2 separate regions of the Homo sapiens genome follow, and region 2 is linked to region 1. A link is an interaction called in ENCODE POLR2A ChIA-PET data of the cell type or tissue named here. Cell type or tissue: MCF 10A. All regions are shown on one strand. Links, peaks and the distances in the headings refer to the core of each region. The heading gives the core; the rest is flanking DNA.

What was found. Peaks named below come from ENCODE experiments on the same cell type or tissue, not always from the same donor. Only the 100,000 strongest peaks of a DNase experiment are listed, where the experiment ranks them.
Region 2: POLR2A ChIA-PET joins it to region 1 with 6 read pairs; 2 of 35 experiments call an interaction of 5 or more read pairs at or near these places.

Annotation. Positions count from the first base shown.
Region 1 is chr4:96,761,080-96,773,685 of GRCh38, forward strand. All of the region lies in intron 3 of LINC02267 (long intergenic non-protein coding RNA 2267), which reads left to right. Among named protein-coding and RNA genes, the nearest start is that of LINC02267, 460 kb to the left of the region's middle. In MCF 10A, for the core only: no CTCF peak of the experiment used is centred there; a DNase peak (open chromatin) is centred at 5,522.
Region 2 is chr4:95,429,631-95,442,236 of GRCh38, forward strand. The region is part of intron 1 of UNC5C (unc-5 netrin receptor C); the gene reads right to left. Among named protein-coding and RNA genes, the nearest start is that of UNC5C, 110 kb to the right of the region's middle. In MCF 10A, for the core only: no CTCF peak of the experiment used is centred there; no DNase peak of the experiment used is centred there.

The sequences.
Region 1 (12,606 bases), core at 3,083-8,082:
CTTCCCTCTTAGCACTGTTTTTCCTGTATCCCATAGGTTTTGGTAGGTTTGTTTGCATTTTCGTTTGTTTCAATTTTTTTTTTATTTTCTTCTTACTTTTTAAATTGAGCTAATGGTCTTTCAGGAGCATGTTGTTTAAGATCCAGGTATTTGTACAACTATCAAACTTCTTATTGATTTCTTGGTTTATTCCATTGTGGTCTGAGATGATACTTTATATGATTTTGGTTTTTGAAAATGCATTGGGACTTCTTTTGTGGCCTAACATATGGTGGATCCTGGAGAAAGTTCTATGTGCTGATGAGAAGAATGTGTATTCTTCAGTTTTTAAATAAAATGTTCTGTAAATACCTGTTAAGGTTATTTAGTCTAAAGTACCACTTAAATCCTGTGTTTCTTTGTTGATTTTCTGTCTAGAAGATCTGTCTAATGCTGAGAGTGGGGTGCCAAAATCCTCAATTATTATTGTATTAGAGTCTATCTCTTCCTTTAGATCTAATAATATTTGCTCTATGTATCTGGGTGCTCTGGTGTTGGGTGCTCCTTTATATCCTCTTGCTGGATTGATCCCTTTATCATTATATAATAACCTTCTTTGTCCCTGTTTATAGTTTTTGACTTAAAGTCTGTTTCATTTGATGCAAGTATAGCTATTCCTGCCTGTTTTTGGTTTTCATTTGCGTGGAATATCTTTTTACAACCCTTTATTTTCAGTCTATATGACACATCACAGGTGAAGTAAGTTTGCTATAAGTAGTATAGAGTTGGGTAAGGTGTTTTTTCCATTCATCCAGCCTATATCTTTTAAATGGATAATTTAATCCATTTACATTCAGCATTATTATTGATATGTAAGTTTTTATTTCTGTCATTTTGCTAATTGTTTTCTGATTGTTTTTTATATCCTTTATTCTTTTCTTCTCTTTTCATTGTTTATCATTGCAGCTTGGTGTTTTTTGTAGTGATGACAACAACAATAACAACAAAAAAAAAAACAGGCTTTTCTGTTCCTCATATGTGTATTTTTCTTTCAAAAGTCTAATAATTGAATTTTAGATTTTTGTCTATTTTTATGACAGTGGATATTATCCTCTCACTTCCAGGCATAGGTCTTCCTTAAACATTTCTTGTAGAGCTGATCTAGTGGTAATGAATTGACTCCGTTTTTGCCTGTCTGGACAAGATTTTATTTCTCCTTCATTTTTGAAGGATAAGTTTATTGGGTGTAGTATTCTTGACTGGCAGGGTTTTGTTTGATTGTTTTCCTCTTTCATCACTTTGAATATATCATCCTATTCTCTCTTGGCCAGTAAGGATTCTGCTGAGCAATCCATTGTTATTCTGATGGGATTTCACTTATATGTGACTTGATTCTTTTCTCTTGCTGTTTTTAGAATTCTCCCTTTTTCTTTGACTATTGACAGATTGACTACAATGTGTCTTGAATAAAACGTTTTTAGGTTGCATGTGTTTGGGAATCTTTGAGCTTCCTGTATTTGGATATTTAAATGTCTTATTAGACTTTGGGAAGTTTTCAGCTATTATTTCCTTAAATCAATTTCTATACCTTTACTCCATTCTTTTCCTCTGGAACACCCATTATTAGAAAATTCTGTCACTATGTGGCATTCCATATGTCAAGTAGGCTTTTCTAATTATGTTTTATTTTTTATTTTTTGTATTTACTGGGTTATTTCTATGACCCATCTTCAATTTTTGAAACAGTTTCTTCTTGATCTGTTGAATCCTTCAATTGTATTTATTATTTCATTCATTGATTTTTTTTATTTGTAGGATTTCTGGGGTTTTTTAAAATAATATTTATCTTTTTGGTGTACTTCTCATTTTTATCCTAAATTGTTTTTCTGATTTATTTGTATTGTTTACTTGTGTTCTCTTGTGTCTTACTGACCTTCTTTAACATTATTATTTTAAATTCTTTTCCAGACATTTCATAATTTTTTTTCATTGGAATCGTTGCTAGAGAATTATTGTGCTCCATTGAAGGTGTCATGTTTCCTTAATTTTTTGTGCTTCTTGTGTCCTTATGTTGATACCTGTGCATCTGGTATAACAGTCACTTTTCCAATTTTTTGGATTGGCTTTCATAGTGGAAGACTTTTTCCTGTAGATATGCCTATGGCGTTTGTTTGGTAAGGCACTTTAGCTTTGATTCTGTGTGCATGCAGTAATGCAGTCTTTGAAGCATTTCTTCAGCTGTAAACAGCATCACTCATGTTTGTGATTTCTTCAGTGGCTTAGGTTGAAGTTGTCAGTGGAGGCTGTGTTGATGATTTTCTGGGGATGAGGATGTCAGGTTGCCAGTCCTTGGCTTCAATTGTTATAGTAGTGGGCTGTGTGTGCTTCTCCTGGACCCCTAAGTGACATATGCATGCACTGATATTAACAGGTTCAAGTGGGTTATTGGTTTGTTCCTTAGGCCTTCATACAACTTGCTTAAGTGACAGCAGTGACAGCAGTGAACTTCGCATGGAGGTGTGTCCCTGGATCATTGGGCAGCATGTATGGCATGCATGATGGCAGTGGCTGTGGCAGAACAACCCTCAGGCTAACAGGTGGCACAAAGTGGTATTAGCCTTGGCAGCAACAGACTCAGAGGGCCAGTCCCCAGGCCCCCAAGTGGTGTGTGTGTGGAGGGGGTTCCAGCAATGGTGGTGGCAGCATGCTGGGCAGGTCCATCTTCAGGTCCCCAGGAGGAGTGTATGGGTGCTGGTGGTGGTGGATAGGGCAGGGCAATACCCAGGCTTCTGGATGGCATGCTCAGCAATGGCAGTCGTTCTGAGCATACCGTTAGCTTTCTAAATGTGTGCATGCATGCCCAGGGCAACTGATAGAGGGATAGAGGTGAATCCCCAGGCTCCAGATAGAGTGCTGGAACTGCAGGGGTACAATGCCAGGCTGGGTGCATCTATCCTTAAGCCCCATGACGGTGTACACAGGTGCAGGCTGTGGTGGGCTAAGCAGGGAAACCCCCAGGCCTATGGATGGTGTGCTTGGGCACTAATTGTTGCAGGTATTCTGGTCCTGTTATTAGGGCTCCCGGCAGTGCATAGGCATACCCAAGGTGACTGACAAGGCCCCCTGGGTGGTGTGCTCAGGCACTGGGAGAAGTGGCTCCTGGTAGTTGGTCCTCAGGGCTACATAGGTAAAAGCTGTGAATGGGGTTGGAGGGTGAGCCAATTCTGAAGTTCCTGGGTAGTGTGCTTGGGTAGTTGTGGCTGCAGCGGCAGTTGGCAGGGAGAACCCATCATCAGGGCATGTGTAAGTGCACTGTGGCTGTGCTGCTGAGGGGAGCCTGGATGCTATCAGTAAGAGCAGCTTTAGGCGGAGGGCACTCAGATGCTAGGGAGCATATACTTTGGCTCCCTTTGTCCTGAGAGCAGCCTCCCCAGTGTGCTACATCATTCATTTTCCAAAGTATAGGATAGTGTGTGGGCTAGAGTGCTGGAGATCTGCCTGCACTATGGGTCCAACAAGTGTCATGCCACTACATCCCTCTGGATGGATGTAGGAGATGTTGCTAGGTCTCCAGGGATGTGGAAATGCTGAGACTGTTGGAACCCGGGGCCTAATACTGTCTGATGGGGGTTGGGATCTCAAAATGGTGCCATGCTACTACTGCTTGGGTTTCAGGAATTGTGTGAGATGTGAGACCCCAGTGTGAACTTCATCTCTGGAGCACTGCCTTTGCATAGACTCCAGGTAGCTCCTTTTACTAGTCTCAGAGTCTACAGGGATAGAGGAGCTCTCCTGTGATAAGGATTGCAGGAATCCATGGTATGAATATGGATTGCTGGGGACCTCTCATTTACTCTTTCCCAATACTAAGGAGCCTTTGCAGGCTCACAGCCGATCCCGGCTGGGCTGGCTATCTTGCTTCCTTCTTCCACGCCTCAGGTGTTTTCTGTCATTTCTTTGTTGCATTCTAGTGATCTCTGTTAGATACTCTATTTAAAGTGTGATTATCCACTCCCTGTTTTGATTCTTCCTTGTGGAGGAGGCAAGTGTCACATGCCTCTAGTAATTCATGATGAAGGCCCCCTTCAAAAAGTTTTTAAAATAAAAATCAGCAATTTCTCCACTCCAAAAAAGTCACCATCCATATATGATGCAAATAAAAATGACTTCAGGGTTTTGTGTAGTTGACATTAGGTAGGAAAAGTTATTCTATTTGACACGCATCCAAGGAATGCTCTCATTTTAATGGCTCAGTTATTGTGACATTCAATAACTAGAGTGGAAAACATAATCCCAGGATATTACTTGCATAAAAGAAGAGTTCAGTACATTGGCATTATCAGTCCTGCCCACAGGTGTCAGCCACTTACCACATGCATGTCTGCATGCACAGGTTTACTTTTGGCTCATGTTCATGTCTATCACTTCTTCCTCCTGTGATCTGCCTAAAATGTAATGTTCAACATGTCCTATATCTCTCAAGATGCTTGTTACTCTTTGAAATTTAGTTCACCTACAACTTCAATCTTACAAAATCTCTAGAGGGGTAAAGTTATAATTATGCAATTCGTATGGCTTTTTTTGGTGGTGGGGAAGCAATATCTTTCTCTTAATGGCTTTCTAAGTAAAAGTGGAACTCAAGTTTATTTTTCATATTGAAAACTTAGGCCAAGTGTGGTGGCTAATGCCTGTAATTCCAGCACTTTGGGAGGCCGAGGCAGGCAGATCATCTGAGGTCGGGAGTTCCAGACCAGCCTGACCAACATGGAGAAACCCCTTCTCTACTAAAAATACAAAATTAGCTGGGTGTGGTGGTGCATGCCTGTAAATCCAGCTACTCAGGAGGCTGAGGCAGGAGAATCGCTTGAACCCAGGAGATGGAGGTTGCAGTGAGCCGAGATCAGACCATTGCACTTTAGCCTGGATGACAGAGTGAGACTTTGTCTAAAAAAAAAAAAAAAAGTAAACTTAATAATTGACTGTGTCTCCCAATTTAACTGGAGCATGAAAGCTCATAACAAAAATGAAGTTCAATAATTATATCAATAAAAAAATCTGGCTTAAATATTTTATTTTATTCAGATTTCCCTACCTGTTCTTGGTTTTCCTATCTCTATTATGTCAGTAGCACATGCATTTATTTTCATCTATTTAAGACTTTGTGGTTTGAAATGGGTTAAAGTTTAAAATATGTGTTATTACTCTTCATTTTACAAGTGAAAAATGAGAGGCACAAACAGTTTGAATAATTTATCTAGACACATGTAGATTGTTGCTTATAGCCCAATTTGCATGTCAACTCAATCGAATATTAGTATTTGTGCATATCTGGGAAAGTCTGTCAAATTGAGTCAAAGTCTGTTTGTATCAAGAACTTAGAAGTCTCTTGGGAATCTATTTACGCTATGGGAAGAAAGAAAAGCAGACAAGTTTGATCTAGTAACAAAACATTAGTCATTAGAGTCAGGGGATAATCAGAATTTAGTAAGGTGTTTGTAACTCAAATGTGTCTTCTGACTCACTTTCTCATAGGGAATGGGTGATTCTTCCAAAGTCCTCAGGCACTGGGCCAAGATTACACTAAAGAACACAAGCGCAAACTATTAGAGGTGGTATATTTAAAAACTCAAACGCTGACAAGTTCAATATTTTTCGCTTTCTCCTGGTGTGAAAAAAGTAGCCACTTCTTTTACAGCCACTGTGATATGGTGCCTTCCATACTGTAGGTTGTCAAAAAATGTTTATCAAATAATACACGTATTGAATAACTTGCAGTTCCCCTCATTTGTTTAGCTTTGGTGAATACAGACCACATTATTGTAAGACAATTTCTTCTTGATTTAGTTCTTAAATGGCATATCCCTTAAGTACAGCACATTCTAGCACAATAAACGTATCTCTGAGGCACTACAGTACACACATTACACACTCATGAATTCTTGCTATTCATGTGCCTATCCTTGCTCTTGTTTCTCTTTCCACACAATCTGGCTAGATTCCAAGTAAAAATTATCATTCACTTATCACAATAATTAATTTTTGTTTACTATTGATACATCCATTCCTACATTCTTCACAAAAGACAAGGAGAAATGATGCATGTGTGTGTGTGTGTGTGTGTGCATGTGGTAGGCAGAAGTGACAGTAACTGTAGATAAAGGCCACAAGATTTATTTCACAAAAGTTTTTGCAACATATTGCAGTATAAGCACAAAGGCTTTTGGCTTCCCTGAGGAGATAAACAACACTCAAGCAGAGAAAGGAAAACTGCCAGCTACTATAAGGTTCACAAATTGACTTTATCAGACTAAGGTCTTCAAAAAACACAAATGCTTGTGGATATTGACAGCAGCAATGGTGTTACCCAGAGGGAGGCAATGACAGTGATGCCTAATAGTAAACACCTTAGTGAGAGGGGAGAGAATCCCCTAGCATGGCCTCAGATATGGAGGTGACCAGAGTTGAAGAAAGGTAAAAGAGAATGATAGACAAGTTCTGTTTACGTGTGACAGATGACCAGAGTAGATTTAGAATTTACTAAGATGGGGAGACTTCTGAAGGTATAAGCTTTCAATAGAAACAGGATAAATTACCAAGGATTGTCAATTCACAAATGGTTAAAAAGAGGCATATTTAGGATATTAACATACATTAACTACAAATTCTTTATTGTTACTATAAATCCAGTTAGTGGAAGTAAGGGAGAACATTTTCACTATCGTTATTTTTTTTAGTATTATTTAGTATTATTATAACCGTTTTTGCTTCCTAACATAGTACTTACTCTTCTTGTGATTAAAAATATTATTATTTATATGGAAATATAAAATGGTAGAACTGGAGGGGATCTTTGATATCATCTCATGGCATAATATCATATTGCAAGGAGATAATTTGAGCTAAGTACATTATCTAACTTACCCATCTGGTGGTCAAGCATGTATTACTAACTCAGAAAGTCATACTGTGGATCTTATGACACTATACTGTAACATTTGGAACACTGTGCCTTTTCAGAATTGCTATTTTTTGACATAAGCAATCAGATTCAGAATCTAAATTTTGCATGAAACAGAATCATTAAAATAAAAAGTTGTCAAAAACAGCATACAAAAAAGGATAAGAAAATCTAAATTTACATCTTCATATGGATAATTTATAAAATAAATGTTTGAAGTTTCAAAATCAGTTCCATGACTCATGAATTCCATTACTCATTTTGAAAATATCAAATAATCGTGACAGCATGGAGAGAAAAAGTTGAATTCGTACAGATATTTATTTAAAGAGTTGTTGCCGTGTTATGCATTTTCTTGAAAGAGGTGGGTGTCAACACCTCCTTCGCCTAAAGTCTAATGAAGGGGCCTTTATGGGACCACTCAGAGACCTTGAAATGGATTTGTTGCAGTTGAGAGGAAAAGAAGTCTGAGGCCAGACTCAATCACAAGGAAAAAAAACAGCTAAAGTATGTCCTGAGGCAGTAAGATAGAGGTGATTATGTTAGGATCAGGCTAAACTTCCATGATTTTCTTGGATCAAGTAACATATGAATGTTTCCCAGGCAACATAACTGTCCTATATAGAAAATCAAGTAAATCTAGAACCACTTAAATTTTTCTTTCAATAGGATCACCAAAGAGATTGAAGGAAATCCAGTAGTATAGATTCATTGTGGAACATTGATGTGGAATTGAACATCAATGAACCGGGGCCTGAAGTTACTCCTGTGAGTCAGAGTAATAGAAAACATTGTCAAGAGGTAAAAGTTCTGCCTATGGGATTCACCTAAGAACTCTCCAAAAGAAATGAGGACACAATCAGTAAATTCAAAGTTAACGACTTTGTAACTTCAGATTATATGGAACCACTCTCTCCAGTAAGAACCACATTAACTCTACTCGCCACTCACCTCTATTTGATTAGAACAGGAACAGAGGATAGACAGTGAAGAAGGAAGTGAACAAGAAGAAAGAGAGCAATGTTAGAGAATCAAGCAACCCTGTGATACAATGGTAAAATATATTTCACAAAAACAGACACTTCACAAAGAAGGATGTACATTTTTTTAATGGATTGTGCTTTTAGTGTTATTTCCAAGAAATCTTGGGCTAACCCAAGGTAACAAAGATTTCCTCCTTGGTTTTCTTCTAGAAGTTTTATAATTTTAAAATAAATCTTTAGGACTATAAATAATTTTGAGTAAACTTTATTAAATATTACAAAGTATGAATCGGAGTTTTTATTTATTTTTTCATATGGATATCCAATTGTTCCAGCATAATTTTTTTAAATGTCTGTTTTCTGAATTAAATTGCATTTGTAATGGTGAAAAATCAGTTCATTACACATATTTGGCACTATTTACTAATTCTTTATTTGTTTCATTGCTCTATTTGTCAGTCTTCATACCAATACTGCACTGTTTGGCTTAATGTCACTTTAATGTCTTGAAGTCAAGTAGTGTAATTTCTATAACTGCTTCCTTTATTTCCAAAGTTGTTTGGATTATTGTATAATTTTTTGCATTTTTATATGAGTTCTATAATTATCTAGGACATTTTCCTTACAAATCTTTCTGGAACTGTTACTGAGATTGAGTCAGTTGTGTATTGAATCTGTGGATCAATGTTGGGGGAACTGACATCTGAAAAATATTAGGTTTTCTGATCTAAGAAAATTGTTTACTTCTGTTTTTTAATACTTATTTCTCTTGGCAATTTTGTGTAGTTTTAAGTGTTTAGGTCCTTCACATACCATTAATCAGATTTTTTCATAAATTCTAGATAGTTTTTAAGATAGATATTTTGATGCATTTAAAAATTTTCAATTTATGCTTATTGCTGGTATATATAAACACAAATGAGTTTGTTAATATTGATATTATATATCCCACAGCATTGCTAAACTCACTTTTTAGTTCAAATAGCTTATATGTAAGTTTGATTTGGTTTTCTATGTAGACGATTATGTCATCTGCAAGTAAAGGCCATCTAATTCCTTTACTTTTAGGTTGGATTGCTTTTCTTCCTTTTCTTGCCTATTGCACTGGCTAGAATATCCAATGGAAAAAGCTTACACAGAAGAAGTAAACAATGGCATTCTTGCTTTGTTTTTGATCTTAGGGAGAATGCATTCAATCTTTCACCATTAAATATGACGTTAGCTGTAACCTATTTGCAATTGTCCTTGTTATGCTAATGGGAGTTCCCTTCCGTTTCTGGTTTTCTCATAGTTTTTAGAAGAAGTGTATATACATAGTATCAAATGATTTTTCTGTGTCTACTGAGATCATCATATAACGTTCTTGCTTTTAGTCTGTTCATAAGGTAAATTACATCGATCAATTTTTAAAATATATTATATTATATATATTAAACCAAACGCGTTTCTACGATTAAACTCTGCTTGGTTATAATATATCATCCTTTTTAATATATTGTCAGATTTGATTTGTTAAGAATTTGTTAACCTTTTGATCCATGTTCATTAGAGATTATCATTATAGGCAATAAAAGTATAGTTTTTCAGGTTTGTATTTGCTTTTGTTTTTCGAGTAATGTTGGCCTTATAAAATGTCATTAAATATGATTGATCCTCTTTAATTTGGGGAGAAATTTTACCTACTGTTCTTCCTTAAATGTCTGTTAGACTTTCCAGTGAAGCCATTATGACCTAGAGTTTTCTTTGTGGAATTAAAAATAAATTTCAATTGCTTTAATATATATAGAGATAGTTTTCTATGTCTTATTAAATAACTTTAATGGTTTGTGTCTTTCAAGGATTTAGTCTTTTTTAAATTGTTAAGCTCATTGGCATAAAGTTGTTAATATTTTATATTATCATTTTAGTATTTGAAAAATTTGTAAAGGTGTCATTATTCTCATTCCTGATATTGGAATTTGTATATTCTCTCTCTTTTCTCTTGCATCTGAATAGTTTCACTGGCTTATACATTTCACTGATCTTCACAAGGAACTAACTTTTGGTTCCGTTTTTTTTTCTCTACTTTTTGGTCTACTTTTCATTGATTTTTCGCTCTGATGTTTATTTTTTCTTTGTCTACTTTGAGTTTTATTTGCTTTTTACGCAGATTTTAAGGTGGAAAACAAAATTATTGACTTGAGTTATTTCTTCTGTTGTATTAAATAGGCATGTAACGTTACATATTTTCCTATAGGTGATATTTTAGTTGCATCTTACAAATTTTAAAATATGTTTTAATGACATTTTTATTTAGTAAAATATATTTTCTAAAGTGTCTTTTTTCTTTTTTGATCCATGAGTTGTTTAGAAATGTGTTATTTAGTTTCAAATAATTGGGGACTTTTCAGGTATCTTTCTGTTGTTCCACGGTGATCAAAGGACATATTTTGCATGATGTAAATCACTTTCAATTATTTTTACTTGTTTCTGGCCCACAGCTTGGTGTATCTTGGCAAATATTACATGTACACTTGTAAATAATATTTATTCTGCTGTTGTTGAGTGGAGTATTCCATATATGTCGATTAGGTCAATTTTGTTAACAATGTGTTCAAGTCTTCTATATAGTTTTTCGTTAACATTTCTATCAAATATTAAGAAAAATGTGATGAAATATTTAAGTATAGCTATGGATTTGTCTATTTCTCCTTGAAGTTTTATAGATTATTGCTTCATATATTTTGAAGCTGTTATTAGGTACATAAAGTTTTAGATAGTTATTTTCTCTTAATGAACGAGCTCTTTCATTACAATTTATTAGCTCTTATCATCCCTTTTAATATTGTTTTCTCTGACATCGACTTTGTTTGATATTAAAATTAACCACTCCAAATTTTAAAAATTAAGGTTATCATTACATATTATGTTCCACCTCTTTAATTTTTAACATATTTATATTTTTTAAAATATTGTGGATCTTGATTTTTAAAATCTAATCTGATAATCAGTCTTCTAATTTACATTCAATGCTAGTTTATATATGGTTTGCTTTGGCTATCATTTTGCTATTTATTTTCAATTTATTCTACTTGTTCTTTTCGTCATTTTTGCTCTTTTTATACCTCCTTTCACATTAAGTATTTTTTAAAATTCCACTTTAGATTTTTGTTGGCTTATTAGATATATCTCTGAGTTGTACTTTTAGTGATAGCTTAAAGGTTTATAGTGTACATCTGAAACTTATCATAGTCTACCTTCAAGTAATAGTATATGTTTTCATATACGGTATAAAAGCACACTGTATTATACTTGTATTTCTCCCCTTTCAGTCCTTGGGATATTGGTGCCATACTGTTTTACACACACACACACACACACACACACACACACACAAAACACACACACACACACATTTATGAGTTGTTTTTGCATTTAATAGTCAAGTAACTTTTGAAAAGATTTACATAATCATATACAGTATTTTATCTATTCACATAGTTACCAATTCTGATGGTCTTTCAGATCTTGCTTTTAAAGATTTTGCAGGAAGGACCAGAGCATCACTTAGTCTGGGTTTAATTCTTCTCATTATTAAGGCAAAAACATTTTGAAAAGTTTCTTCACTACCCTGAAAATTATGAGGTATACTACTGTGACTATTGGGAACAGGTTCTATTCTCTGCTCTATATGAGGGAGCTTCCAGTATTTTTACCTCTTACTTATATTATTCTGTCTCTGTTCTTGTGTAGTTCATACCTCACATTGTTTCACATCATCACTGAGAAAAAAATTCAAACACATTGAAACAAAACTCTGCAATAGACATCTGAGAATTTGGACACTTAGTATCGGTATTTTGAAGTGTTTCATTAATATCTTAAGACAAGTGTATCAAAACCATTGGCATATTTTAATTTCAAATCACCAAATTTGTTTTTACTAACATGACAAACTAAGGATTCACTGTCAATGCTACATCTGCTTAATTTGACTTGAGTTTACAGGGAAGGACATCTAAAAGTCATGACTTTGAGAAAGTCGTAATTTAGTCATTTTTATGTATTGTGGACCCACAGATAGCTAGCTGAGCTCTAGAAATTATGAGGGGAAATCAAGGAGATATAAAATACTTTCCAATATTCTAAAATAATACACATATACTTCAGAACCAACAAAATAAATTTAAAGAAAATACAGATAAACATTTATGGAAAAACATATAAATACATATTAACATACTTTAAAATGTCTATGTGGTTTCAATTTTATTAAAAATTAAAATATATAAAAATAGTACATTTGATATTTTAAATATATGGTTATTAATTATGGACCCTCATAGGATATAACTGGATTCAATAATGAATAAAAACATCTCTATAAAGTGGTAGCTTTGCTAAATTAGAACAGTTAATCTCTAGCCTATTAGTCTCCTACATGCTGAGGCAGCCATGGAAATAAAAATGTGTAATAGAATTACACTTGTTATTAAATATGGGAATTTCTCTTAAGACCTCTATTGACAGGAAATGTTTCTTACTACATTCGATTTTAAGTTCAGAGAGGTCCAGATACATGTTTGTATGGCCTTACTTAGGGCTGCCATTTCAACAGAGCCAGTATTCCTTTATTTTTCTCTACCCTCCCAGATAAGATGAGATAACTAAGAGAGAAAAAGAGGTTACTTGTAGAGACAGTGGAGT
Region 2 (12,606 bases), core at 5,035-10,034, 1.3 Mb before region 1:
ATCGGGGCCAAAGAAGCCTCATTCACAACAGTGGAGTCAACACATCCAATTTAAGCTCAAGTTAGCAATTTTCTTACATTTCTAACATATATTCTTGTCATTCCTGACTGGCAGTTATTGACACATAAGCACATATTGAAATACACACATATCCTTAACCAGGAAGAGAAAACAAGTAGGGGTAGCATTGAAAAACTCAGAGCAAATGAGCTATCAAGCCTTGTAAAGACATGGAGGAAACTTACATGCATACCACTAAGTGAAAGAAGCCAATCTGAAAAGGCTACATACTGTATGATTCCAATTATATGTCATTCTAGAAAAGGCCAAACTATGGAGACAGTAAAAAGATTAGTGGTTGCTGGGGGTTAGTGGGGAGGGAGAGATGAACTGGTAGAAGACAGAGGATATTTAGGGCAAGGAAAATACTTTGTATGATACTATAATGATGGATACATGTTGTTATACATTGGCCAAAACCCACAGAATGTACAACAGTAAGAGTGAACCCTAATGTAAACTGTGGACTCTGGTCGATAATGATGTGTCAATGTAGGTTCATCAACTGTAAGAAATGTACCACTCTGGTACAGGATGTTAATAATGAGGGAGGCTATGCATATGTGGGAGGGAGTGCCATCTGTGGGATAGCTCTGTACCTCTCTCTCAAATTTGCTGTGAACTTCAAAAAGTCTTTAAAATAATTTTCAGTCGGAAGGTTAACATGTATTCAAACATTAATTTGTGGAATAGGATGAGGATGATTATTTATTTAAGTGTCATGATTAAATGTACCCAAAATCAATGATAAAAATGCCTGGTTTACCTTCAATTACCTATTAGAAAAGAAATGCACTTCAAAATACACACCACAAAACACAAATGGTGGAATCTTCGACCATTTGTTTTCCTTTTAATCTTTGTCACATGACATTGTCTCACCACAGTTCTAGTGTTCTCTTCCTAATATTTATGGTTCAAAGTCAATGAAGTAAGCTGTTTGAATTATTAAGTACCAATTATCTTCAAATAAAATATATTCACAAAGCCATTCCTCTTGCATGTTACTTCATGACCTGTTTTTCTCTGTAGGGTCTCACCCTTGGAAGGTGCAGTGGAAATGAAAATTACATTGAAAGCAGCTTTCCTTTTATCATGATGATAGACCCAAGACTATATGCAGCCTAAGAACGTGAAAGAACCCATGAATGGTGGTGAGCTCCACAGCTTACAGAAGTCCTAGTGGTGTTTAGCAGGATGTTTTCCTAAATCTTGAACATGGCTTTGAGGAATTCACAGTCTGACCTCCACTCACTTCTTCAAGCTCATCTTTACATCCCACCTCCTTAGCCACTCACACATCATTCTTCATCCAGATTTATACACTTGTGGACCCTAAAAGTACCATTTTCTCTCTAGCCCCTATGTCTTTTTACTCAAGTAAACCTGAGTTTAAAATGTCTTCACCCTCTCATACCCCATGCACTTCCAACTGCCTTTAGGTAACTCCCATGCGACCTTCAGCTCTCAGCTCGAATCTCAGTGCTACCATCTTTTAATTTAGGTTCCCTTCCTGTGCAGTTTCCTAGCACCCCTTATGCTCACCCCCATACCACTCTATAGTGATGGTAGAAAGCAGAGTTCAAAAATGTGTCCAAGTACCACAGGTATCAGAATCATCTCGAAAGCCTGTTAAAACTCAGATTTCTAGGTTCCATCTTGGTCTTACTGAATTGAAATCTCTGGTAATGGGGCTGAGAGATGTGTACTTTAAATAATTTTCCCAGCTAATACCTATGTATTCTAACTTCAGAAACACTAGAGTGGGAAATATATTCTTAGGAAGGATAAAAACACAGATTGAGGCTACTTTTCCTTTCTTAAAATATCAATAAAATAAGGGGTAAAGACTAAAAAAAAATGTTTTAAAAGTGGACTATAGACTTTACATGGGAGTAGAACCGTCGACATGTCTGAAGGTCACAACTCTCTAGGTGGTTTTCCTTTTCTAGTCTAAAAAATGAAATCATGTCCTACACATGTCATTCCATTCCTCCCTACAGGAAATAGAGTAATGGCTCTGCTAAAAAAGACCAGAGTTAAAGTGTGTGTGTGTATTCAAGAGAAGTACCTTTAGAAGAGACATTTTAATTAACCCCAATTTAATAGACAATGCTGAAACACAGGGGACTTAAGACATTCCTGACCTATAGCTTTTCAGTGATAATGATGATGATAAATGAGGCTACATTCTCCAGTCTAGAAATACTTGCCACAGGCATGATTTCTGAACAAATTGCTTCCCTCATTTGTCACTGCCCCGTATCAAGTAATAATGATCTCAAGCACAAGAACAGAAAGCCTAGGGAAACAAATGTAAGAGATGTAAAAGGAAATGAATAGAAGTGAGGTTATGACGCTTTGGAGACATTTTTTAAAAAGTTAAATTCCAATGAAGATAGTTTAGAAATTGGAATGACCCTCAAGTTTGGTTCTCCAATCAGTATTTGTGTTTCCTGAACAATCTTGGTGTTGATTCTTAGATTTTAATTAGCAATGGTGCTACGGTAAAAGGATCCTCAGCAATTTCTCACAGACTCCGGGCCATTTGCTCTCATTATAAAAGTCTACTTTCATCGTTCCTGCAGTATCATTGATCTTAACACAGTTGCTAAGGCCAACACTCATGTCATTATTTTTGATGTAACATGAAGAATAAAAATAAGTTCCTCTGTAAAAACCTAAGACATATTTTATTTTTTAAATGTCTGATGGCCTGTCAGAAAAAGAGGGATAATCATACAGTTTTCCAAATGCTAAACTATTTCTTTATGTGAGTCAAAAACATTGATTTTGGCGTTTTGCCTACACCAAGAAAACCAGTGCTTTGAAGGCAATGAGCAAGTGACAATTTACACAGAGCCTGTTATAATCCCTCACCCCCTACCTTCCTGGAAAAGCAGAATTCACAGTGGTTGGTCAGAACCCTGTTTGGGGCTGGAATAGGCCAAAACCACTCAGAAGTTTCTAGAGCCAATTAAATACCCCTGATTTACTGATTTAATAAAGAAACTCTGTCTTCTGACCTCAAAGGGTCAATAAGAACAAACATCAATAAAAGGGAAATGTTTTCATTGAAAACATGGGGAGATCAAGCACAAGGCTTCTAACATTGTGTGATGCACTAATTTATCAGCAAAATGCTCATAGTGGGTAGCAACTCATCAAGGAAAAGAGCAATCTGCTCCACAGCCTTCACACTATGCTACTTACATTTTCACAGAAACAAGTTAGAATCTAAACTACTGAATACACTGAGACTCTTGGGTACCCTTAGCTACTTTCAAAGAAACAATTGTTCTTTCTTTTATGTCAGTTACGTCAACCACAAATCTTAAAAAACTTTAAAAGTAGAATCTTCTGCTGAGAACTGATTACACTAATAGACTCCAGTGTGTTCACCTCCTTTCTGCCACACTGACAGGTACTGGGTGGACAGTTGAGGATTGATGCATTCTAGTCTAAGAGATTTGTGTTTATACTTAGTCAAAGAAATACCTCATCAAAGATTTGATAGTTTAAGTAATGTAAAATGATGCAAATAATTTAAAATGATTTCTTTAAAGTGATGAGATATGCTTATTATTTTAAAATGCAGGTATCAATTCCATAAAAATAAAAAATCACAGAGCAAGAATCAAATGGTAATATCCTAGAATAATCCTTCTTTTTGGGTTTTGGGATTTTGTATGATTATTATATATCTCCTTATTTTCATTTTGGAGCATTTATTTTTTCCAAAACTGTTATGAATATTTTCAAACATACAGCAAAGTTGAAGAAATTTTGCAGTGAATATCTGTATATCTACCACTTCAATTTATTAGTAACTTACTTTACTAGTTTCATCATACTTCTATATATTTATCCACTCCTCTATCAATTTTATCTTTTTGATGCATTTCAATGTAAATTACAAACCCAAGAACCGTCCCAGTAAATATTTAAACATGTATATCATTAACCAGAGTTCAATATTTGTTTAGATTTTTTTCATGCAATATTTACACAAAATAGAATTCACAAATATTAAGTTTACATTCACTGAGTTTTGACAAATGCATCCAAACTCATCTCAGTTAAAATCCAAACCTTCTACCAAGTATGATCTGGCTCCAGCCTGTTTCTCTACTCACGATGCCAGCCCAGCATGCCTACCCAGCTCACTCATCTTCAGCCTTCTCTCTTTTTCTCACACAGCTGAGCTCTTGATGCCTTCACAGCCTGTGCACAAGTTAATCCTTCCTTTTGTCCCTCCTCATCTTCGATCATCACTTTTAAATATCACTTCCTTAAAAATGCCTTCCCTGCCTGCCCATATAGATTATGTCTTCCCAGTTATGCTCTATAATTATTATCAAAATGTGAATTATACATGTTTATGTTTTCTTTGTTTAATGTCTGTGTGCTTTGTTAGTTTACATGTTCCATGATTGTAGGGACTATATATTTCTAATCCACTAGTTCATCTAACACAGGGAAACAGGATGCAGATAGCAGTTGACTGAATGAATTATAGCCCTCTTTGATCTCTTCTTTCTTGGACATTACTTGTTCATTCTACAATAATGCATCACATTATCTCATAATCAATTTATAAATTTATCTTTTATCTCTTCCTCTTCACAGTAAGGTCTGAGATCCAATGCTTATTCATTCATTCATACATGTTTACTAAGCACCTACTCTGTACCCGACAATGAAACAGATACATATAATACAGTCTGAAAAGTGTTCTGGAAACGCAAGAAGGGGCACCTTACTTGAATCGGAGGGAAAGGAAAAGACGGACTTGCCATTGAAGGTGGCCTCCAAGCTGAGGCTTGGAATAGATCTTAGCTTTATATACTTCCTTTACACACTAAATTCAGACCACCTTCTCTCTCATGTGTGAACTCCCTTTCACTTTTATTGACATGGACTGTGGAGCACTTTTCCCTACATGGAGAAAGAGAGCTAGTAATAATAAGGTGTCAGAGTGACTCTCGCTTGGTTTCTGGCAAGTAAAATCTAGGAAAAGTTCAAAGCCATGACTATATTATCTTTCTCCGCATTGGTCTCCTTCTTGAATATCCCACAGTGACTATGAAGTTTCAGCTCAAAGAACTTATTATTTTTCTACTCTGTACACTGGAGTCTAGCTCCAGAATATGAAAGCACAGCAGTGCAAGGGCCACAGAGGCACTGCAGTTTGTCAAAGCCCATTCCCTACCAATATTTGTTAACTTCTCTCAGAGTACAGCAACACATCACAGAAGAGTTTTGCTCTTGCAGAAAAACGTACAACAGGAAATGGATAGTTGAATACATTTTGCATGTCCCACACTTTCATTTGCTCCCTTAAATATATTCATTCATTAAATGAATACAGTGCCATGGTTGCTTGTACTGACTGGTTGGGAATCACAAATTCCAGAGATAGAGTACAAGGAAGCAGACAAACAAAAGGTTTTGAAATGTTGCATGATTACTAAGTGGCCCTCCCAATTCTGATATCCCTTTCAAGTAAGGTGTCACTTCTCAGTGCAAAACCCAGTGTGAATGAATGAATCAAGTTGGACAGGGAGGTTGATGTTCAGTTTTTCATAATGGTACACAGAAAAATCAAAATGTTGTCATTTAATTATGTTTATGTTAGTGACATTATTAAATAGCCACCTCTTTTTTACCACAGCTAGGTTCACCGTCTTCAATTAGAAAGTTAGAGTGCCTGTCTCTCAGATGTTTAGTCTTCTGTCATAACTCTTATTTTAAAAACATGAATTACTAACAGGGAAAAATTTGAGCATGACACAAATTTCCCATCTAATTATGCATTACTTTACTTGTGAGGAACAATGTGTGACTATAGAAAACTGCATCCAATGAACCAAGCTACATAGCAATATACAAAATACATACACATAACCCTTCAAACATCTAACAGGTATCTCAGTTTGCCATGTGTGTTAGGGACCATACCCATCCACATCTGGTGTTACAATTTTCTGTCTGATTTCAGATAACCCTCCTTCCACCTCTTCACAGTAACTCCCAAGCTGCAACTCTTCCAACATCCTCTTCCATAAGCAAACTTAGGTCTCTTTCAAGGTGAAGTCCATATTTATTGTAGCGTTTATATTTCTTAACCATTTGCATGTGTAGAAATATTCCATCAGTTTTATTAGGCTTCTATATTTGTGTGTATTTAATTCAAATTTTGCATGTTATGCTCCAATCCTATTTCCCCCACAAACTCTTGTGATTTTTATTTCCAATTTTGCATAGTGAGATAAATTTAAGGAACATTTATGTCATGTATAGCAGAACTGATTGGACAATTTCCTGTTGTTATTTATGTGATTTTTATGAAGCTTTTCTCCACAATTTAAAAGTGTCCTATAATAGAGATGCAAATTTATATTAAAATAATTTTTATTCCAATAATATCCACAGATTACCCATTTTCAGAGTTGGTAATAACTGGAGAGATGAGAAATTATAATTTATCTGATGAAAAAAAAAATCCAAAGAGAAAATTCATAGGATCAATCATTAACAGCTAGATAAAAAGTAATAACCCATAGTATATTTTTCTGAAATGGAGGAAGTACCCCTCTATTAAATAATATATAATATTTTCAAAAAACTGCAAGAATTATTTTCTTGGAGGTGGACTCTGAAATATTTTTGAAGCTAGAAAAGATTCCTCCATAGGAAAAAGAGTAAAAACAAAACTCATAATTACTAAATTAAAGACAAATTGTAACCAGAGTGATTGTCCAAATATTACACTGTGAGCTGTGCAGATATATAACTAATTACAGAAACTGCTATGGATGGATGGTCTAATCCTTGTTTGGGCACTTTTTTTGAGGCAGTCTTCTTGCTAAAAATGTAAAGACTGGTCACTCAACAAAAGGCCCCAGGTTGTTTCTCTTAATTAAGTCTAGGAGTAACTCAGGGAAAAATGAACACGTTCAAGCTGCTGAAATATCAGAATATTTTGCTAATATATATAAGAATAATGCTAGTCAATCTATAACCAATAGAAATACAGAATAAGCTAATAAAACAATTGAGGAAGGGTGTGGGAAAGATGCCCTCATGACATTATGCTCTATTTTTCTAGAACACAGCCAATATTATAATCTTAGAAATAATGATCTTTAATGGAATTTTCTAGCATCTAATTTCTATGACAGATGTACTATGGGATTTTCATAATGCTTCAATGAAGGCAGGAGACATTTTTTTGAAGTGCTCATAAACTCAGAATAAACTGCCTTTAATCGAACATAGATTTTTGCTTGCCTTTTTCTTTCTTGAAAAAAAAAAAAAAACAGAGACATATAAAACAGCAGGTCTGCAACTTTCTCACTGAGGAAATAAAGGGAAAAAACCTGACAGAGCAAATCCAAACCAATTAAGCAAAACAGAAACCATTTGAAAGTCAGTAAAAGCATAGCTGAACATCAAATATAGGTCTATTATTGATGTGAATCAATTATGCAATTCTAATTGTGAGATTTACATTAGTGTATCATGTCAATTCTTATATATTAAATGTATTTTATTTAAAATATTACAAAAAATTCATATTTAGATAGTCCTGAATATTGAATTTGCATTTCTATACTATCATAGTTCTTTTTCTACAATCTAAAATTCTCAAGGATTCAAAAAGTACACAAGATTTTAAATTATTAAGACCAATAATTCCATTTACTGAATATCTACAAATCATAGTATCGTATAAATGAGAAAAAAAGCTTTTCTTTATTTCTGTGGCATATTGTAAAAGGAACTTGTAGCACTTGGGAAAAAATACAGAATTTTATAAGAGATGCTGAATAACCTTTAGGAAATAAAGGAGATAGCCCTTCTTTCATGCATATACATGATAAAATAAGAAACTATAAAATAAACTACAGAAAATTTTTGACTATCAGACATCACCCATATTTTGTAGGTACCTACTACAACTGTAATTAGCTTTCTTGCAACTCTGCAAATTTGCAAGTAAGTTGAATTACCTGGGCCCTATTATTGAAATGAAGGTCTGCCATTGACGCTGATAGAGCATCAGTGGTAAGGTCTCATGCAATGGCACATGATTGTGTAAGAAAAGCAATAGCCCTACTAAGAAAACTTTGCTAAATTGTTTTGCAGCATCCAAAGAAATAAAATAGAGTGGTAGGATCTTTATCAGAGCCCAGGACTTCCGTGTGATTAATTAGCTGTGGTTTATTTGGATGGTAAAGATAAAGGCAGAGCTGCAGGTAAACTTTGCACATTCATGCTTCTAAATTCATTAATACTATGTGTGAATTTTCTTTTCCATCACTATAACAAAACTCATGGTAAAAGAAACTTTGCCTCACAGGATCTCCATTTACAGATATATATTGGCACCATTCTACCAGATCAGGATTTTAGGTAAGTCAATCAACATAACTAAAAATTTGTTGTTTGCTGTTGCTGTTGTTATTGCTTTTGCCAGGGACCACTCTAGTTTTAATAAGATATTTCTCAGAAAGATGGTGAGGACCCTGGACCTGAACTCAGAGGTTCCATGACCATGTCAAAGTACTACCAGTGAAAATTAAAAACCTTCTTCTCCCATTAAAACAAAGCTCCCAAATTACCACATATCAATATTTATCAGTGCAGATTAGAAGAATGAATTCTGGTGGCTCTGGAGCCAAGATAACTTTCTGGGAACAGATATCCTCTTATTTAATAATTCAACTATAGGAACGTCTCTTTTTGAAAATATCATATAAATAAAATGAACACAAAAATACATGAAAAGTATAGCATAATGCAAAAGTATATGTCTCAAAACAGAAAAATTTGGTTTGCAAAAAATGTTTTTAGCTTTTTGCTGATACATAGAGATAGCAATAATATAGTTATCACTCAAAAATCCTTAAGAGCTAGGCATACAGTGTACATAGGGTTTGGTACTATCCATCATTTCAGGCAACTACAGGGGTTCTTGGAACATAGTTCCTGCAGATAAGGAAGGACTGCTATATGATTATTTCCATTCTGCATCTGATGAATCTAAGCACACATTCTATGAAATGTACCAGAATATAAAATATTGTGTGTGCATTCCTAAACAGCTGATTTTATTGATTGATTTATTTGTAAACTTTGCAGAGAGCATTGCTGCTTTCTGTAGATATTTAGTTTTCCAGAAATGAGCCTCTAGATACCTATCTTCTCCTTTTCCAGTTATCCATAATCATTGAGGAAACCCATCAATAAACGGAGGATAGGACGAGGTCTTCCCTAAATGCTAAGGGTCTTTCCTTCTCCCCAAGTGAAGATGGTACAAGGTAGCTTTGTTTTCAATCTTTAAATCTCCCAAAACTCTATCAGTGATTTCAGTCTCTTTCTACCCTGTCATGTAGCAGGAAAAATTATACCCTGGTGCATATCCAAGTTCACAGGCCACATTGAGCTTATTTTTCTTTTACAGGCCCTTGCAGTAAGCAGTTCCATTATAAACAATCTGCTTTATCAAGGCTGGCCCCAACAAATACAGATAAATAATAAAACATCTCAAGCTTCTAGAATGGAAAAGATTTATAAGCACGGCTGGCGTGGATGATGTAAAGAAGGGTTCAAAGGCTGTTTGAACCATAAACTCAAGAGGAAAAATCTGAATCATTTAGCAAAAAGAAGTGTTACATGAGGTTTTGGTTTTTTTTTTTTTGTTTCCTCTTCTCCTTCTTATGTTTTAAGGGAAAGTTTATTTAACACAAAGCACAAGCATCCCCTTTGTTATTGGATATGGTTAGAGTCACAGATATGCTTTTGATAGATGAAAGAGAAATACTTCTGGAAACAAAATATTTTATTTGAAGGAAACCTTCCAAAAACATGTCACATACTTCCGTGTTAATGTGATAAGTTGAATATGTAATTGAAACTTTTTTGATTGTATAAAAAGCATCATTTCCCAAAGTGCATTCTAGAAGCAGGATGTTAATGGTGTTTTGGGAAAAAAGGTGTTCTGAGGTCAAATAAATTTGGGAGATGCTGATGTCAATTTGGATTTGCTTAGAACAATGAATATTCCCATTTAGACTGGCTAATTGGGTGGGAAACGTAAACCCATATGTCAGGGCGTGTATTGACCCCACAGGCACTAAGAAATTGAATGTCAGTCTTTTTCTTCTAATTTCATGGCACCACTCTGTCACCAACTCCTTCCTAGAGGTTGAAATGTTAGAAAAGGAGAGGAAAAAAAGAGAGAATACAGGAAGAGAGGACAAGCTAAGAGCTGACCTACTCAATCATGCTGTTTATTTTCCCTTATGCACTAGGAGACATTTCTCTCCTGCATTTTGTGCAAAATCGGCCACCTGTTGCTGCTTCTGCTTTCCATTGGTGGTTCTGCCTCTGCTGTTCTCTGGCAATGCAGCGACCCTCAGATACCTTTGTTGGTTTTCCTGCAGAGATTATAAAATCACAGAGAGGCTATTGTTCTGCACGGATAGGAAAGCCAGAAGTACACGTAATGGAGAAAGGGAGACAGTAGATTGTTTTCAGTAGGAGGTGGCTTACCTGTGTTTGCTGCCTTTGTTCTGTTTGTTTCCCTATGTGCTAGTATTAGAGAAGGGAATAAATGTGGAAAAGAGACAACCCAGATGAATTTAGTCACATCTTAAAAAATATTTTGCTCTCCAAATGTAAGAAATTCAAACAAAACAGACCAATTTTTTCAACCTTCATTAACAGCAATTTAGTATCATATACCATTCAGAGAGGATGTTAGGCTCTCTCCAGTTATTCAGTACTTTCATGATTATTTCAAATATTGGTATGACTTTTAATTAAAGTATGAGTAGAAGACTCTACTTACTTCTTTCCACTCAAAAATACTGCATATATAGCTAATTTCACTTGTATATAATTTTAAGGCATTCTAGGTTTTTAGATAGCAGTAATGGTGATAATTAGTAAGAGAAAATTAAGATTCCGAAGACCTGACACCGAAAAAAAAAGCAGTAAGTCCCAAAAGGAGGGAAGATTCCTGGAGTGCTTGAATAACATTTGGCCATGCCTCAGTGAACTTGAAAGAAACTCGGTGAAATTTAAAAAGTACTTATCAGCAACCATAGCTCTAACATGCTTTTCTTTAATAAATAATACTTAACACTTACTGCTTACATCACAATTTTCATCTTCAATGTACTTTACAAACATTAAGTAATTTTTATAATACTCTTGGGAATTAACAATGCTATTTCTGCATTTATATAGAGTCGCTCATTTGAAGAATCTGAAAGGACTTCACAAATATTAAATATAAGCCACATTCAATTTTAAAAAAGAGAAATAAAAACGAAACTGGACAGGTCATTGGAAATAGAGTCTATATACTATTGGAATTAAGAATTTCTGATTTCTAAATTTGGTTTTGACCACATAAAAGCATTCCTTTATGGAGGCTGCTTAAATTCAACGGTGTCTTAAAAACTGCTTAAAAAATTAATATACAAGGACAATTTCAATGTCAGGCCACCAGACTTCTGCTTTTGTGTCATGTTTCTATTCATTCCTGAACAAATATGGCTATGTCCTCATTTCCTAGCTCAACAAAAGGAAGCAGTGGAACTGCTAATACAGAAATCCTTCCAAATGAACTTCAAATGAATGCATTATGCTCTTTGCGTAAATTTCACTTTCAAAATTGTATGTTTCAAAAGATAATATTAAAATTATTTAATGAATAACGAAGGAGGACTCTGTGATTATCAGTGAAAAATATGCCCAGGTTGTTTTATTTTTCAATCAATATTTGACTAATAAAGAAATTGCTAAATTACTTTGGCCTAATGTTATTTGTTTAAGTTAGCACTCAATTTTTCTTTATTCTAAGTAACTCTGCAAATCAATGTTTTGGAGATCTTGCAAAAACTAGGTATAATTACACTGTTCTGTATATGAATATGTAATACATATATATACATAGACACATAATATATGTAATGTAACTAATTACATAAATTATTTTATTTAATTATCACAGCAAAAGACCTGTATCATTATCACTGTTTTACAGATGAATTAAGTGAGGCACAGTGATGTGACTTACCTAACTAAGGCAATATATCTAGTGAATGGTACAGTCAGAATTCAAACCCAAACAGTCTGTTTCAGGAGGCTGGACTCTTGAGCACTGTTCAGAATAAGTTGCTCTCATGAAGCTAAATAGTATAGTAAACTAGTAAGATTAACACGCTAAGCAGGTCAGTTGGTGGATCACCCAGCACAGAGCAAAGAAAGGCAACCTGGTTAGTGTAAAGAATTTATGACTTCCATTCAGGAGCCCAGTTTGGTGAATTGCTTGTATAGTCTACTAGACATGTGACGCTGTGAACCATGTCAACTTTTTGAGTTTTAACTCTCTTAACAGTAGTAGCGCAGGGGTAGAGAGAAAGAGATTGAATTATCTTTGAAGACTTCAAGACTTTCAAAGTCTTGAAGGACCCTACTGTTTTTTGATTGTTTGTTTATTTGTTTGTTTGTTTTGAAACAGGGTTTGGT